Linked DNA regions of Mus musculus: regions 1 and 2 are each linked to region 3. A link is a loop called in an ENCODE intact Hi-C map of the cell type or tissue named here. Cell type or tissue: left cerebral cortex. All regions are shown on one strand.

Region 1 (5,000 bases), 240 kb before region 3:
TGTCTTCCCCTTCCCCCTTTCCCTTCCCCCATCCTTTGCTTTGCTCTTCCTGAAGTCAACCATTCACCCTTTGATCCCAAACAATCCACCCACCGGGGAACTGAGTATAGACCTAGGGAACCATCTCTTGGGGTGGAATGATGGCTTTCTTCTCTCCCCGTGGGAACCTGGACACATGACTTCTCCCGGCCTGTTTCTTAGCACCTCATGGTAACTGTCTCTGAGAGGACTGGTAGAATTAAATAATGAATGAAAAGCACTGGGCAGAATTTCCATTGTCACCTAACACACTTGGATGTCAGTTACCACTAGGCACCTCAAGATACTAATCAGATACTAAAAGTAAGTCCTCGAGCCATGTGTAGTGATGCATGCCATTAATCCCAGCAGGCAGACAGAAGCAGGGGGATCTCTTGAGACCAGCCTGGACTACATACGAGTTTCAGGGTTACATAGAGATGCTGTCTCAACAATTATTTTCTTTTTTGGGGGGGGGGTGTCAGACAGGGTTTCTCTGTGTAGCCCTGGCTGTCCTGGAACTCACTCTGTAGACCAGGCTGGCCTTTAACTCAGAAATCCACCTGCTTCTGCCAAGTGCTGGAAAGGTGTGTGCCACCACTGCCCAACAAAAATTAATTTCTATATAGCAGTATTTACTTAGTGTCTCGAAAACCCGGGACAAAGACTAGCATCCCTTTTCAGAGATAAAAACAAAAACAAAAGCCGGGTATGGTGGCGCACACCTTTAATCCCAGCACTCGGGAGGCAGAGGCAGGTGGATTTCTGAGTTCAAGGCCAGCCTGTTTTACAAAGTGAATTCCAGGACAGCCAGAGCTATACAGAGAAACCCTGTCTCGAAGAACTAAAAAAAACCAAAACAACAACAACAACAACAAAAAAAACTAAACCTGAGACAGAGTGGAGTTGTTTTGCCCAAAGTCACAGCTAAGAAGTACCAGGGCCAGGATAAGCAGCCTAGTTAGAACATGTAGGTATACTTGCTAGGGAGTCCAGTAAGAAGACATCCAGCTAGACATCCAAAGGAGGGCACACACATGGTGACAACTGGAGACTCAGACCTACCTGTGGTTCTGTGTTCAAACCCCTCCTAGTTTTTCTGAGCTTCAGTTGGGGAAACGGGGGACAGTTTGACCAACCAGATGCACCTCTGATAACTCCCTTAACCTTGGCTTCAAGAGGGAGCTTCCTGAAAACTGTGGTGTACTTGTGTGGAGTCCAAATATGGATACTGGATCTCTTCAGTCACTCGCTACCATATTACATTCAGGTGTGTGTGTGTATGTTCATGTATGCACACTCTGGTATATGCAGAAGTCAGAGAACAACTTACAAGAGTCAGTTCTCTCCTTTCACCCTGTGGATCCCAGAATCAAAACTCCAGATCAGGCTTAGCATGTGGCTTTACGCGCTGAACCATCTCCCTGGCTGGCCTGGAACTTCATGTTTTCCCAGGAAATTCTTCCCATGCCTAGGGGTCCTTAACTGTAACTGTGTGGAAGGGCAGTCACCTGGAAAGATACCTTTAATGCTCAAAACAGGAGAGGCCGAGTCAGGCGGATCTCTGTGAGGCCAGCCTGTTCACAAAGCCAGACCATGCCTCAAACAAAAACAAGAACAACTGACTCGATCCACTACAAATCCCATAAACTTCCTTCTTCAGGTCTTCCACCCCACACCCTCAGCTTCTTCCAAGGGACCTTACTAACGGGGCTTTTCCTTTCTCCTTCCATTTCTCACTTCCTGTCACGTACCTCTTCCTCTAAACTCCCTCTCCTGACATCTTGTTTCCATTCTACTCTTCCTCGATTTCCCCGTTCATCCTCTTAATAGGAAAAAAAAGTCTTAAGCCTTGTTTTGTTCCTTTTGCCCTGTGTGACTGCTGCTGCTTGGTTTCCTCTCCCATTCACGCCGAGTGGTGTCTCTTTTTTTTTTTTTTTTTTTTTTTGCCACTGGCCCTCAGGGATCCTTGACTGTAACCCGCCGGCCTCCAGGGCTTTGCGTGTCTCTACAGCCTACACTGCCCGAATCCCCTACGCCTAGCTTGTCAGGCGCCCCCAAGATGGCGCCTCCAGCTTCGTCCCGCCTCCCGACGTCATCGCGCCCTCTCCGCTCAGCGCTCCCCTTTCGAGCTATCAAAGGCGGAATCCGAGAAGAGGTGGAAGAGGAAGAACCTCCAGGGAGGATTAAAGAGGCGGGTAGTATCCACCTGGAGGCCGACCAGCGAGGGAACATTGCTAAAGGATTGGCTGGGCGCTGCGCGATCCCACCCCTCCGCTCTATTGGTCGAGGCTTCAGGAAACCTGAGCATCGATTGGTCTAATGACAGGGGCAGACAGCCGATGATTGGGCGAATTGTGCAGTTCTTCGCAGCGGCCCAGGCGGAAGGTGGGAGGAGCGTTGTTGAGGGCGGCCTGGGGTGAGAGCGAGGCTGCGGAGCAGGCGAGACGACGGGCGCTAGAGAGGACGCGGCGCTAGAGTGGCGGTGCAAAGGGACCTGAAGCCCGTAGCCCGGCCTGGGGCCGGCGAGACGGCCGAGGCGGGTGAGTCCCCGCCGGAGCGCAGAGGTCCGGCCCCACCCGGCGGCTTGCCTGCGTCATTCGGCCTGCACGATGAAGGCCTGAAGGATCGCGTCCCGGGTGCGGAGAGCGGAGCGGCCGTTGGGCGCGCGGGCCGGGCGGGGGCTGTGCCGGGACGGCGGGTGGGATGGGGGACTGGAGTTGAGTGCGGGGCTGAGTGAGGAGGGGCAGGGCTCGGGCTGCAGGCCGGGGGCCGACCTTGGCGGGAAGGGGAGGTCCCAGAGCTGCCTCGCCGGAGGGCTCTCTGGTTGCATGGGGTATCGGGGCCACGGGTGGGTGCGCTGGGATGGGGATCAGAATCGAAAGGGGACGGTTAGAGGACTCATGGATGCCGGGGTGGGGAGCTGGCCCGAGAAAGGAGGTAATTAACGCAGGGAGGAAAATCGATTTCTGCCTGGAAAGAGCTGAGGCAGAGAAGAGGTTTTTGAGGTATCTTTAGAGCGAAGGGAGGGATCAGGTGTGGAAAACGGAGTAATGCTGACAAGGAAGACCGATAAACGCATGAAAGTGGGGCTTGGAAAGTATTGACAGAGGTCTTTATTTATTCTTACGGGTTTCAATAGGTTGAGCTAGAGGGGAGGGATTGTTTTGTTTTAGATACAGGTAAGTAGGCCAAAGGGAATATTCGAGCAATCTTGGGTGTAGTTGGAGAGACAGAGATGTGTGCTACAGAGAGCAGTCTAGGAATTTTGGGGATGTACCATATTGATAACTCTGGGGGATTTGGGTATCCCCATAGTTGTTTGCTGGTGAGAAGGTTTAAGTATGAAGAGGACCTCTTTTTGCAGGGTTTGAGTACAGATGGAGTTTCTAAGTGACAGACATTGGAAACCCTGAGTGAGATAGGTGAAAGGTTAAGCAATTGTGAAGGATGGGCCAGCTATTCCTGGCCAAGATTACAAAAAAGGAGAAATTCAGTCAGTATGAAATAGGGATCTGAAAATCCCTGGAGTGCGTTAGGATGAATTTGGGTCTTTTCTCAGAGGGGAAAAAAAAGGTTTAGGTTATACTCAGTAGCGGGGTTCTCAGCTGAGTTCATTAAGGTTGGCCTGGACCCTTATGCAAAAAAGGGTAGTGTTGGTTGGGGAGGAGGCACATAGGCATTCCTCGATGAGTTAGAGTTAAGTCAGTGTGAATAGCTGACAGTGTGCTGGGGCAGTAGCACAGCACACTTGGTCTTGGTGGAGAGAAAGGGTGATTGAAAACTCTAGGGGTGTGTCAGAAAGGTGAGACGCATCTGGCTGTGACGGATTAGACTTTGGTGGAGATGGACCTTCCGGGTAAAGGGTAATCCTGTGGTGGGCCTTTTTCCCTTTTGGTTTCTCCATGTAGCCCAGCCTGTCCCAGAACTAACTATGTAGATCAGCCTGGCTGTGAATTCCTAGCAATCTGCCTGACTCTGCCTTAGAGGGCTGGAATTAAAAGCATGAACTGCCCAGCTGAGAAGATCTTGATATGATTAGTTTAAACTTGTTTTAAAGAGTCTGAGTATCAGGAAGTGGTTAAGGTGGGAAAGTATGGAGATGGGTTCAGCCAGTGAGAGAAAATTTGGTAGCCGGGTAACTTGATGTGAGGAACCTGGGCATTGGTGGTTAGCAGAGGTTGGGTGGCAAGACCACCAGTGCCACCAGTTGGCTTGGACACCAGCTTGAGTGGTCTGAGTGTGAAAAGAAGTTTGTGAGCCTGCCAGAAGGCAGAGTCTATGTAGGAGTGCAGCTTGGAGGGACAGGCCATGAGAGTGTTTGAGGATTCTGCAAGTAGCTTGGCAAAGGAATACTGTCCCATGCAGTGGTAAGGAGTCAAAGGACAGTCTGCATTGGAAGGAGACAGGTTCCTGTTTGATGGACAGGGCTTTGGGAACCAGTTTGGAGGTATGGGAAATAGAGAGGATTGAGGTCATAGGAGCTGGTGTTCAATGCAAGCTAAATGAGCTGGGAGCTTTGGGAGAAAGTCCCTGGGACAAGACCATTGGAGAAATTCGTGTTGGCTGTTCCTATGTTCAGGCAAGGAGGATTATTAGGGAGGGCATTGGAGCGGGAAAATGTAATGAAGAAGTTGGATGGAATAAAATACCCCGGAGGATTGACTTGTCGCTGCCTTCCCTCCTCTCAGCCCAGGGCCTTGCTGCTGCCATGACTGAGGAGAGTGAAGAGACGGTCCTGTACATTGAGCACCGCTATGTCTGCTCTGAGTGCAACCAGCTCTATGGATCCTTGGAGGAGGTGCTTGTGCACCAGAACTCCCACGTGCCCCAGCAGCACTTTGAGCTGGTGGGCGTGGCTGACCCTGGAGTCACAGTGGCCACAGAGGCTGCTTCAGGCACAGGCCTATATCAGACCCTCATCCAAGAGAGCCAGTACCAGTGTCTTGAGTGTGGGCAACTGCTCCTGTCCCCCAGCCAGC
Region 2 (5,000 bases), 75 kb before region 3:
TCAGTCATTTCCCTATTGCAATTCTCAGTGGACACGGAATGGAGACAGAAGGTACTGCTAGCGCTTCTAAAGACTACGTTATCCAGAAGGCAACGCACGGGTACTTCCGCCCTCTTCGCAAAGCCTGCAGACGCTTCACGCTCGACTGTAGAGGGAGTTTCTGGAGTAACACAGTCGCATGGTGGCTGCCGCCCTCTGACGGCTGCTCCCAGTTGAAAAGTGAAGTCAAGCCCCTAGGTATAGGATCAAAGAATCTCACTAGGCTATGTAGCAGGATAGAACACATTATTTAACCGCCAGAACTCGTGGAACCTGCCCAGGGGACCGTTCTTGGCATTGAGATCTGTGCGGCACTGGAGAGCAAATTCAAAGATCTGTAAGATGTTTCCAAGTGTCTAAGCAGGTTCTAAAGATGTTTGGAGGAGTTGATGGGGGTCCATGAAGAGATTAAAGACTTTGATATAAGCAATGTAAAACAATTGTTTGGGGAATTATAGAGAACTCTCAAGGGAAACTTATGAAAGGTGTGAGGGAAAACCTCTGGGCTGCCATGAATGAGGAATGGCTAAGAAACACAAGGAAGAGACGTTGGCCTCGAGAGCCATGGAGATACTTTGGAGGAGGGCTATTACAAATGGGATTTTAATTGGAATGAATTCATTTGTAAAAGTCGTGAAAGGTGTATGGAGGACTTTCTGGTTGGAAGCAAAGATCTCAGGGACAAATGTCTTGTTTTTGTTTCTTTCGAGACAGGGTCGCATGTAGCCCGGGGTGCCCTCAAATTCACTATGAAGCTGAAGACATCTTCCTGCCTGTACTGTGCTTGGGTTACAGACTAGTGTTGCCAAGACAGTTTTCTGGTGATGAGAATTGTGTGTGCTAAGCAAGCACTCTACAAACTGAGCTACATCCCTAGCCCTCTGTTCTCTTTTGAAATAGGGTCTTAGGGGCTAGAGAGATGGCTCAGTGGTTAAGAGCACCTTCTGCTCTTCCAGAGGTCCTGAGTTCAATTCCCAGCATCCACATGGTAGCTCACTACCATCTGTAATGAGATCTTATTTCCTCTTCTGGTGAGTCTGAAGACTGCTATGGTGTACATAAAATAAATATTCTTAAACCACATCAACAATAAAAAAGAAATAAGGTCTTAGTGCACACCTTTAGTTCTAATACTTAGGAGGTAGAGGCAGGCAGATCTCTGAGTTCAAAGCTAGGTTGGTCTATAGAGTCCCAAGGCTACATAGAGAAACCCTGTCCTAAATGACCAAAATGGAAGAGCAGCAGCGAGGAGGAGGAGGGAGAGGAGGAAGAAATGGGGTCTTGTTCCTTGTAACAAGGCTAGACTCAAACTAGCAGCAATCCAACTAAGACTTCCCAGTACTGAGGGCAAAGACACGTGCCACCACACTAAGTTCAGGGCATCTTTTTGCAGGAAATGTTCCAGACCTCTAAATGGATTCCGGTGGGCGATTAGAGACTGGAGGAGCTGCTGTTCTTAAGGCCAAAAATCACCTGTGACGTCCCACACAACCGGAATCTGGGACAACAAGTTTGATTAGATCATGGCCTGTCCTCTGGAGGGGATCTGAAGCTGAACTCTTAGGAGCCATGTGATTAGAAGTGCTTTGAAGGCCCAGCAATGGCTGTGCATGCCTTTGATCCCAGCAGGCAGGGGCAGGCAAATCTCTGTGAGTTGGAGGCCCGCCTGATCTCCTTGTGTGAATTCCATGATGGCCAGGGCTACACGGAGGTACCCTGCCTTAAAAAAAAAAAAAAAGACGATTCTGAGTGTTGCTGCTGAGACCACTAGCCAGTCCTGCTTCTTTCTTGCAATGACAACATCCGCCTTTCTGCATCACCCCACTAGCAACTCAGCTGCATCTATGTTGCCAGGAGATATGTCTCATCCCAACTTCCAGAAATAACCCAGTGGTTCCCACCCCAGGGAATGGCTTACATCACCCAGGAGAGGGAGCAGTTGCCCACAAGCTGCCACAAGAGCCTGTTTCCTGCCAGTCTTCCCGGTCCTGGTCAGCATCAGGCTGGAGAGCCCACTCACTCCAGGGCTGACTGACACATGCTGAAGTAGAAGTGCAGAGATGGGTAGCCAGTTCAAGGTTCCTTCTCCCTCAGGGCTGCACAAGGTGGAGTTTTATAGTGAAGCCAGTCCAACAGGCCCAGAGTTCTCAATTCCCACTCTTATCTCTTAGCAACCTATGGCCTTGAGGGAGCCCCTTTCCCCTTTCAGGGCCTAGGGCATCACACCTGCACTGCCCAGGTGGGGCCGGCATCCTAAAGCACCCAGAGCCCGGCCTCTTCCTGATTGTTTTATCTCCTCAAAGACTCAGCACTGAAAGCTCCTGGTTTCTTAGCTCTATAGGCTCCTCATCAACCAAATTCTAAGACCCCAGATCCCTCGATCTGGACTCCAACTGGCTTTCCACTGGAGAATCCAGCTGTTGTTAAGACATTAGATTAAGCGCTACTTTGTCGAATAGCTCAATTCTAGGTCTACAGGCAAGTTTAATGAAGCCCTTTGTTGCTGAATGCTTAAAGAACTAAAATGTGCTGCGGTGGGGCCTGAGCTGGGATGTGTGTGTGTCTGTGTTCGAGAGTGCACAGGGTTTTTAATCCCAGGAGGCAGAGGCAGGTGGATCTGAGTTGGAGGCCAGCCTGCTCAACAGAAGTTCCAGGACAGCCAGGGCTACACAGAGAAACCATCCCAGAAAAAAAAATATTAAAAAAAAAAAAAAAAAGGAAAGGAGAAACTGAAATGCTTAAACACTTGGCACACAGCAGGTCAGGTCAGTCAACAAATCCCTCTTAAAATCTGCTTGGGGGTGGGGGGTGCGTGCAGGAGGTGAGCTGGTGGGACAAGGATGACCGATTACTTTCCAAGGTTTCTTTAAGATTTGGTTTTATAAGCAGAGCAGTGGTGGCGCACGCCTTTAATCCCAGCACTCAGGAGGCAGAGGCAGGCAGATCTCTGAGTTCGAGGTCAGCCTGGTCTACAAAGTGAGCTCCAGGCCAGCCAGGGATATACAGAGAAACCGGGTCTCGAAAAACCAAAAAAAAAAAAAAAAATAGTTTTATTTATTCGGGCTGGCAAGACGGCTTGGTGGTTAAGAGAGCTTGCTGCTCTTGCAGATGACCTAGGGTCGGTCCCTAGCACCCACACGGCAGTTCACAACTATCTTTCTGTCCTTCCGGAGCATCTGACGCCCCTTTCTCACCATCTCGGATGCAGGTGCACGGACATGCATATAGACCAAACATTCATATGCATCTGTGTAAATTTCTTAAAAAGATCTTTATTAATGCATATATCTGAGTGACTCTATGCCAATTCTGAGTGGTTGCCAGAAGCTGCCTCCCCTGGAACTGAAGCTGTGAGCTGTCACGAGCCACCCCACATGAGGTACTCTGCAACAGACGGAGGTTCTCCGAAGAGCAGAAGCACCCTTGAACACAGAGCCGAGCGTCTCTCCAGCCCAAGGGCTGCACTTCAGGACACTACAGGCCTCCCGGTCAAAGGATCCCAAGCAGAAGGCTAACATCGCACACCTCCCTTTCACATGGTCCTGGCCTTAACTTTGAACTTCCTACCTCAAGTGCTGGTGGGATTACAGGTGTGGACCACTAAAGCCTCCTCCGAGTACATTGGAGTAAGATGGGGAGGATTCAAAATACGGGACCCTTCCTTCCCTGGGGAACCGATGGGGGTGTGGCTTAGCAGTCAGAGCTGGAGGGCAAAAGCAATTCAGGTAGGAGAACCAGGAACAGCAGGGCCTTGTTAAGGGTCCTAGAGGCAGATGGGATGATAAGGAACCAGTCAAGGAAAGACAAGACTACGGAAAGCCAGAAACCTTAATCATCAGCTCTGAGGCTTGTGACATCTCAAAGTAGGCCAATAACTCCCCAGGCCTAGTTGACCTGTTCAGGTGGAGTCAGGCCTTCTGGCCACAGATGGGAAGCAGGTGTCTAGACCTGTCCAGAATTAAGCCAAGTCTCTGTTGATACTGTGGCTGCGCCCAGCACCTAGGATAAATTACCACATGCAAAGGTCCAAAGTTTTATTGTTTTGAATACATTCTCCAGCAGCCCCCTCACGTCCCACCCCACCCTCCATTCCCAATACAGAATAAGGCTTGACCGCAGCCCTCCAGGCCACCCCTGGGGCCCCAGCTAGGAGGCAGAGAGGGGCTTCCAGTTTGGTTTTGAGAGACAACCCCCCCTTCCTGTCCCCTGACCCACCTGCCCATGGGCCAGACCTAGGAGCAGCAGGGGGTGGGCGTGAAGGGACTGGACCAGTACTGGGTGGTGTAGGGAACAGGCACTTGTAGAGATTTGTGGCCCACAGGCGGCACCCCTCACCTTCCTCTGCCTCCCACCCCACCACCCCCCACAGAATTTTTGGTTTATAAAATTTGTCCCTCCTGCCCCTGCTGCAACCTTGTGGGGTATAAGAAACCCAGGCACTCACAGCCCCTGGAGGGGCAAGAAAGGCAGGGTTAGGGCTGGGGGAGGGGCATGGATTGGGGTGGGGGAGGACAAGGTAAGAGGCAGAGAAGAGGGAGGGGGACAAGGCTTTTCTTCCTACGATTGTAATAAAAAAGTTCCTGGGTTTGAAGGCCAAAGCCTCTGTTCAAATAGAAATTCCCAGAATGGAGGTGCCCCCCCTTAACACCCCCCTCCCACCCCCCACCACCACTTTGCCCAGAACTTAGAAACCCAGATGAGGAACAGATTAGCCCCCAGCTCTGGGCACCCACCCACCCTACCATTAAAAAAAAAATTCAGTTTTATACAAAATGTGGGGGAGGAGAAAGGGAGGAGGCAGGGAAGAGACTAAAGAGAGCTGTCCTCACCTCCGGGACTGGGGGGGGGGGGGGGGGGGAGGCGGGGACGGGGCGGTTAAGGCAGCAAAAGCTCAGGGAGTGGGGTGGTGGGTGGGTGGGGGTGGGCCCGTGCCCACAGCTCTCAGGAATCTCGGTGCTCCA
Region 3 (5,000 bases):
GAGAACAGCCTGGACTACATAGACCGTCTCAAAAAGAAAACAAAGCAAAACAGGAAAGAGCAGTAAAACACTTCTACTCTTTAATCTGTGCTCTCCAAGCCTAATGAGCTTAGGTAAGGCAGTGTGTAACTGAGAAACAACTTAACATTTAATTTTGATTCAATTTAAGCCATATGTGGCTAGTGGCTCTCATACTGGGCAGCACAGGACACTGCCCATAACCAATTAATTATGACATCCAGTAGTCAGGATTGTGATATTGGAAACACCACTAAGCATAGTAATTAGAAGAGGTGTGTTGAGGGAAAAGGTCAGAATGCCGGAAGATACCCTAGGCCTGGTGTCCAAGGCAGTCTGAATGGTTCAAAGGCAATGTAGAGAGGCCAAGTGGAGGGGAATCATCTAAGTCCTTACATTTTATAGGGACAGTCTGGGGCCTGGACACTGCTTCTCTAACCTGTGCCTGACTTTTCTCAGATCATGACCCGCCCATCGGCGGCCAACAAGAACTTTCCGTACCACGTGCGAACTTCACAGATCGCCTCCGCTGGGGTCCCTGGACCTGGAGGGAGCCAATCAGCAGATAAAGCCTTCCCGCAGCACGTCTATGGAAACGTGACGTTCATCAGCGACTCGGTGCCCAACTTCACGGAGCTCTTCTCCATCCCCCCGCCAACCTCCTCTGTAAGCTCCGCAGCCCCGGCGCCCGAGGAGCTGCTGGCGCCGCCCCTGGAGTACCTGACCCCGCTCCCCGCCCCGCCGCCACCCCCTGCTCATTGGCGTCTGAGCCCACCCCTGGCCTTCCGTACTCCCCATGCCCCGACGCCCCGCCTCGACCGTCCCCCGGCGCCCGCGCCCACCCTGCCAGACTGGGTCCTGGCGCTGTTGCGCACGCCCCCGAGGACACCCCGCGCTGTGCCCCCGCCGCCTGCCTTCCGAGGCTGGTCCCCATCTCCCCCACCGCCTCCAGAGTTTGCCCGGCGCACCCCAACTCCACCCCTTGAATACCTGGCCCCACTGCCCAGGCGCCCAGCCACCCACTCCTTCCCTGATTGACAAGTGCGTCCATATTTGGGGTGGTGGGAGTCCTCTAGGGGGAGGGGGACGGGCCTTCGGGGCCGCTTTTGCTCCCCCGAGGGTTCTGGGCAGCCTCTGACCCTGACCCCCCATCCCAGGCCGGGAAGCAGGTGGAGGAGACAGCGGTGGCGGCGGCGGTGGCCCCGAGGGGCCGTGTGGTGACCATGGCCGAACCCGGCGCAGCCTCCCCGCCCCCACCCGCTCGGTTCTCCAAGGCGGTCGACTCGGGCTGGGATGGCCCGACGCCGTCCTACCAGCCGCTTGTGCCCCAGACGGCGGCGCCGCACACCGGCTTCACCGAATACTTCAGCATGCACACAGCCGGGGGCCCTGCACCCCCGGTCTGAGCATCCCTTCCCCGCCTCTGCCCCACGGGCGGCGCACCGGGCCCCGGCTGGGCTCCGGAACCCCGTTTCTCTCCCGGCCCAAGGGCTCGGCCATGCCAGGCATCCCGCGCCCCTCCCACACCCCGCGCCCACTTTGGATGCGCTGCGTCCCGCCCCTTTCCCTCTTGTGCCAAACGGTCCCGCGGGAGCCGTTCTCCGCGTCCCCTCCCTCAGCCCCTGCCCCGAATGGCTCCGGAATCTGGACTCCCGCTGTTCCGTGATCTCCGCCCCCCTGACCCCCTTCGAGACCTCTGACCCTGCTGGACTCCGGAACACCCGTGACGACCGCCTGGACCCTGCCCGACCCTCCAGGACCCTGCGACCCTCGAGCCACTGTTTAGAGACGGATATTGTGAAGTTGGTCTCTACTTTGAAACCCTCCTTGGGGTTTGTGACCTCGGACCTGTGCTTTGTCCGTCCATCTGAATGCCAAGGACCATCACATGGTCTGTGGCAGAAAGACGTTTTCTCTTCTTGCCAAAATAAAGAGGATTCGTTGAGTTTTTAATCTATAACATGGTTTCTTTTCCATCTTAGCTGAAAAAAGGAAAAGACGTGTTTCCTGAATGTATGTCAGCGTACTATGCGCGCACATTGTGTAGGAGAAGGCCACAAGAAGGCGTTGGATTTCCACTATATGGGTTCTGGGAATCGAACCAGGGTCTTCTGCAAGGGCAACATGCTCTGAACCACTAAGTCGCCTCTCCAGCTTCTTTTATGTATTGATGGTGCTTTAAGTCATACGGGTCTCACTGTATCCATCTAGGAAATGCTATTTTGGTCTGGAGTCCCTTGCCTTCATAACTTGATATTCATGTTGATCCTGAATGTAGAGCACAGAAAATAACCATCTAGCACAGCTTTTTACCGCTCCTTTATGTTGCCTTTCCTTTCGCTAGCAGAGATAGAGGCGCCCTCCAGTGGCAAAGGCTTTGCTCAGCCAATGACTAGCACAAAACGCGATTTTGGGTTACACTCTTAGCAATACGCATGCGTAATTCTCTGAGCTGAATTCCTATTCTCGCTGCGCAAGCGACTGGGAACAGATGGGAGGAAAGTTTCCGGAAGTCTTCCTCGAGAAGGGGTGGAGCCAGGCGCTCCTTAGTCCTCTCAGGGCCGCTCTGACCCGCCGCTCTTCCTCTTCTCGCCTCCTCCTAGCCTGTCCTCCCCTCAGAGGCTGCGCGGCTCCCGCCCCCTCGCCCTCTCAGCGGGTCTTCCTCGGGCCGCTCTGGCCCGGGAGTCTCCAGGTCTCTCTGATCTAGCCCATTCGCCTCGAGTGGGAGGAGCGGGTGGGTAGGCATTAGAGTGAGCCCTGGAGATCCGGGCCGGGACCCCGAAGGCAGGCCCCGCCCCCGTCTGGAGGGGTCTCCCCAGGAGTCTCCGGGCCAGGCAAGTTCCACCCCGCACGCTCCATGGACCGCCCAGCTGGGCTGTAGAGCACATCGCCCCTGGAAGACTGTCTATACGGTCTGTTTTGGCCTTGCAGCAGCCTGAATGTAATCACTGGATACCGTTTATGGAGTCGGCGCCCCTATGGGGGCTCGTGTCTATAGGGGACCCTTACGGTCCCTAGGGGTCAGCCCTATCCATAACGACTTCATATCCAGGGCCTTCCATGGGTCTATAGGGCCGGCCCCTCGGTTTCAAGAGCGCATCAACTGCGGCCCTTTCCTTGGCCCGGACTGCGTGGCTGGTACATCCTTGGACTACAAGGCCATGCTACGTCTGTAAAGGTTGCATCTTGCAGGGCCTCATTCCCAGAGGGTCTTCTCCAGGTCTTCACGGCCCTTCCCGTCCCTTAGGGCCAGTGCCTAAGGCGGCGATGGCCTTGGGTGGAGCTCTGGCCTTGGCCCTTGCACTGGCCTTGGCAGTGCTGGGACCGCTGTCCCTCAGGGTCCTGGCTGGTGACTGCAAGGGGCAGCGGCAGGTGCTACGGGAGGCGCCAGGCTTCGTGACGGATGGTGCGGGCAACTACAGCGTCAACGGCAACTGCGAGTGGCTTATCGAGGGTGAGTGGGGCCGCGTGGGTCACTCACTCGGTTGCTAGTTCATTCATTTGTGCGTTCATTCACTGAGCACATTCCTAGAACCCGGCTCCATTCCAGGACTCTTGCTGTAAAATGTTGGACATCCAGTGTTGCAGCCAGCTTGGGCCCTAACTCTGATGGGAGGGAATGTGCCAAGAGTCACAGTAACAAACTAGGAGTATTTGTGAGGGGTGTTTTTCTTCACTTGATCCTGAATGTAGCGCACAGAAAATATCAATCTAGCACAGCTTTCTACCACTCCTTTATTTTTGCTTACTTGTAAGTCCACTCATGCCTTTAATCCCAGCACTTGGAAGGCAGAGGCAGGCAGATTTCTGAGTTCGAGGCCAGCCTGGTCTCAGAGTGAGTTCCAGGACAGCCAGGCCTACACACACAAAAAAACCCCTGTCTCGAGAAAACAAAAAACAAACAACAACAACAAAAAGTAAGTCCACTCACCTGGCTTAGGATCTAGGCTCTATTTCATATGAGTTTCGTGACTTTGGATGGATGAATTTCGAAGGCACAGTTTCTTTTACTCCAAATGGCCGCAACAATAGTACTTAGTTAAAAGGAAAGGAGTCAGATATTTAACACATTTGATATCTGGTATAGTATATTAGTCAGGGTTCTCTAGGGAAGCATAGCATAGAATGAATCTTTATAGAAATGAGATTAGAATGGCTTATAGTCACTGTGCGGTGGTGGCGCATTCCTTTCATCCCAGCACTCCAGAGGCAGAGGCAGAGGCAGGCAGATCTCCGAGTTTGAGGCCAGCCTGATCTACATACTGAGTTCCAAGACAGCCAGAGAAACCCTGTTTTGACACCCCCCCTCCCCCAAGTAAAAAGAATGGCTTATAGACTGTGGTCCAGCAAGTCTGATAAAGACTGTTTACCAAAAAAAAATCCAGTAGTAGTAGTTCAGTCCACATGGCTTATGTCTTACCTGGTCTTCAGTATATGCCAGAATGCTAAAGAGAGTCAGTTCTAATGCAGACAGGAATTAGAAGATGCTTCTGAGCAAGCCTATGTGCTAAAATCTAGTATGCTAAAACAGATAATAGAAGAAGCCAGGACTAGTGCCAGAGGCAGGAGTCGGGGAGGCTTGTGAGTTTGAGGACAGCCTGGGCTACCTCAAAGTGAAGGACTGGACTCCTAGTTAGAGTGAGAGCAAGCAGGCCAAGAGCAAGAGCAAACTTCATTCTTTCATGTCCTTTATACAGGCTGCCAGCAGAAGGTGTGGCCCAGATTAATGGTGGAGCCTCTCACTTCAAAAGATCTGGATTAGAAGTGGGCCTTCCCACTTTAAGTGGTTTAGTTAAGGGAAAAAACAAACAAACAAACAAACAAAAACAAACCCTTACAATTGTGCCTAGCTATTTAGCTTTTAGTTAGTTCCAGATATAGTCAACCTATCACATGTAGCAAATGTCCATTAAGTGCCCTTAGGGTTATTGTTGCATTTAAATACTTCAATAAAACTTAGTCGTTCATGTGCCAGAAATTAT

Evidence for each region. A loop is a pair of places that touch in the nucleus more often than their neighbours do. Peaks named below come from ENCODE experiments on the same cell type or tissue, not always from the same donor. Only the 100,000 strongest peaks of a DNase experiment are listed, where the experiment ranks them.
Region 1: it touches region 3 in a loop (2.0-fold over the local background); 6 of 42 quality-filtered maps call a loop at or near these places.
Region 2: a loop joins it to region 3, with 6 times the contacts of the local background. A loop is called at or near these places in 17 of 42 quality-filtered maps.

Annotation. Positions count from the first base shown.
Region 1 is chr7:25,074,826-25,079,825 of GRCm38, forward strand. Zfp574 (zinc finger protein 574) reads left to right here and starts at 1,982. Exons shown (of 2, transcript NM_175477.5): 1 at 1,982-2,657; 2 at 4,710-5,000. The coding sequence starts at 4,730. It also overlaps a transcript of Grik5 not described here. In left cerebral cortex, a CTCF peak has its summit at 2,208; a DNase peak (open chromatin) is centred at 2,270; H3K4me3 peaks cover 2,382 bases; H3K27ac peaks cover 1,900 bases.
Region 2 is chr7:25,239,269-25,244,268 of GRCm38, forward strand. It overlaps Erf (Ets2 repressor factor), which reads right to left. Exons shown (of 4, transcript NM_010155.3): 4 at 3,292-5,000. The coding sequence ends at 4,981. Among named protein-coding and RNA genes, the nearest start is that of Gsk3a, 3.9 kb to the left of the region's middle. In left cerebral cortex, CTCF peaks have their summits at 148 (motif pointing left) and 1,960; DNase peaks (open chromatin) are centred at 123, 1,941 and 3,456; H3K4me3 peaks cover 491 bases; H3K27ac peaks cover 3,200 bases.
Region 3 is chr7:25,314,222-25,319,221 of GRCm38, forward strand. It overlaps Tmem145 (transmembrane protein 145), which reads left to right. Exons shown (of 15, transcript NM_183311.2): 14 at 478-684; 15 at 1,176-1,974. The coding sequence ends at 1,424. It overlaps Megf8 (multiple EGF-like-domains 8), which reads left to right and starts at 2,943. Exons shown (of 41, transcript NM_001160400.1): 1 at 2,943-3,472. The coding sequence starts at 3,286. In left cerebral cortex, a CTCF peak has its summit at 2,388 (motif pointing left); DNase peaks (open chromatin) are centred at 1,621, 1,759, 2,474 and 3,469; H3K4me3 peaks cover 2,955 bases; H3K27ac peaks cover 1,533 bases.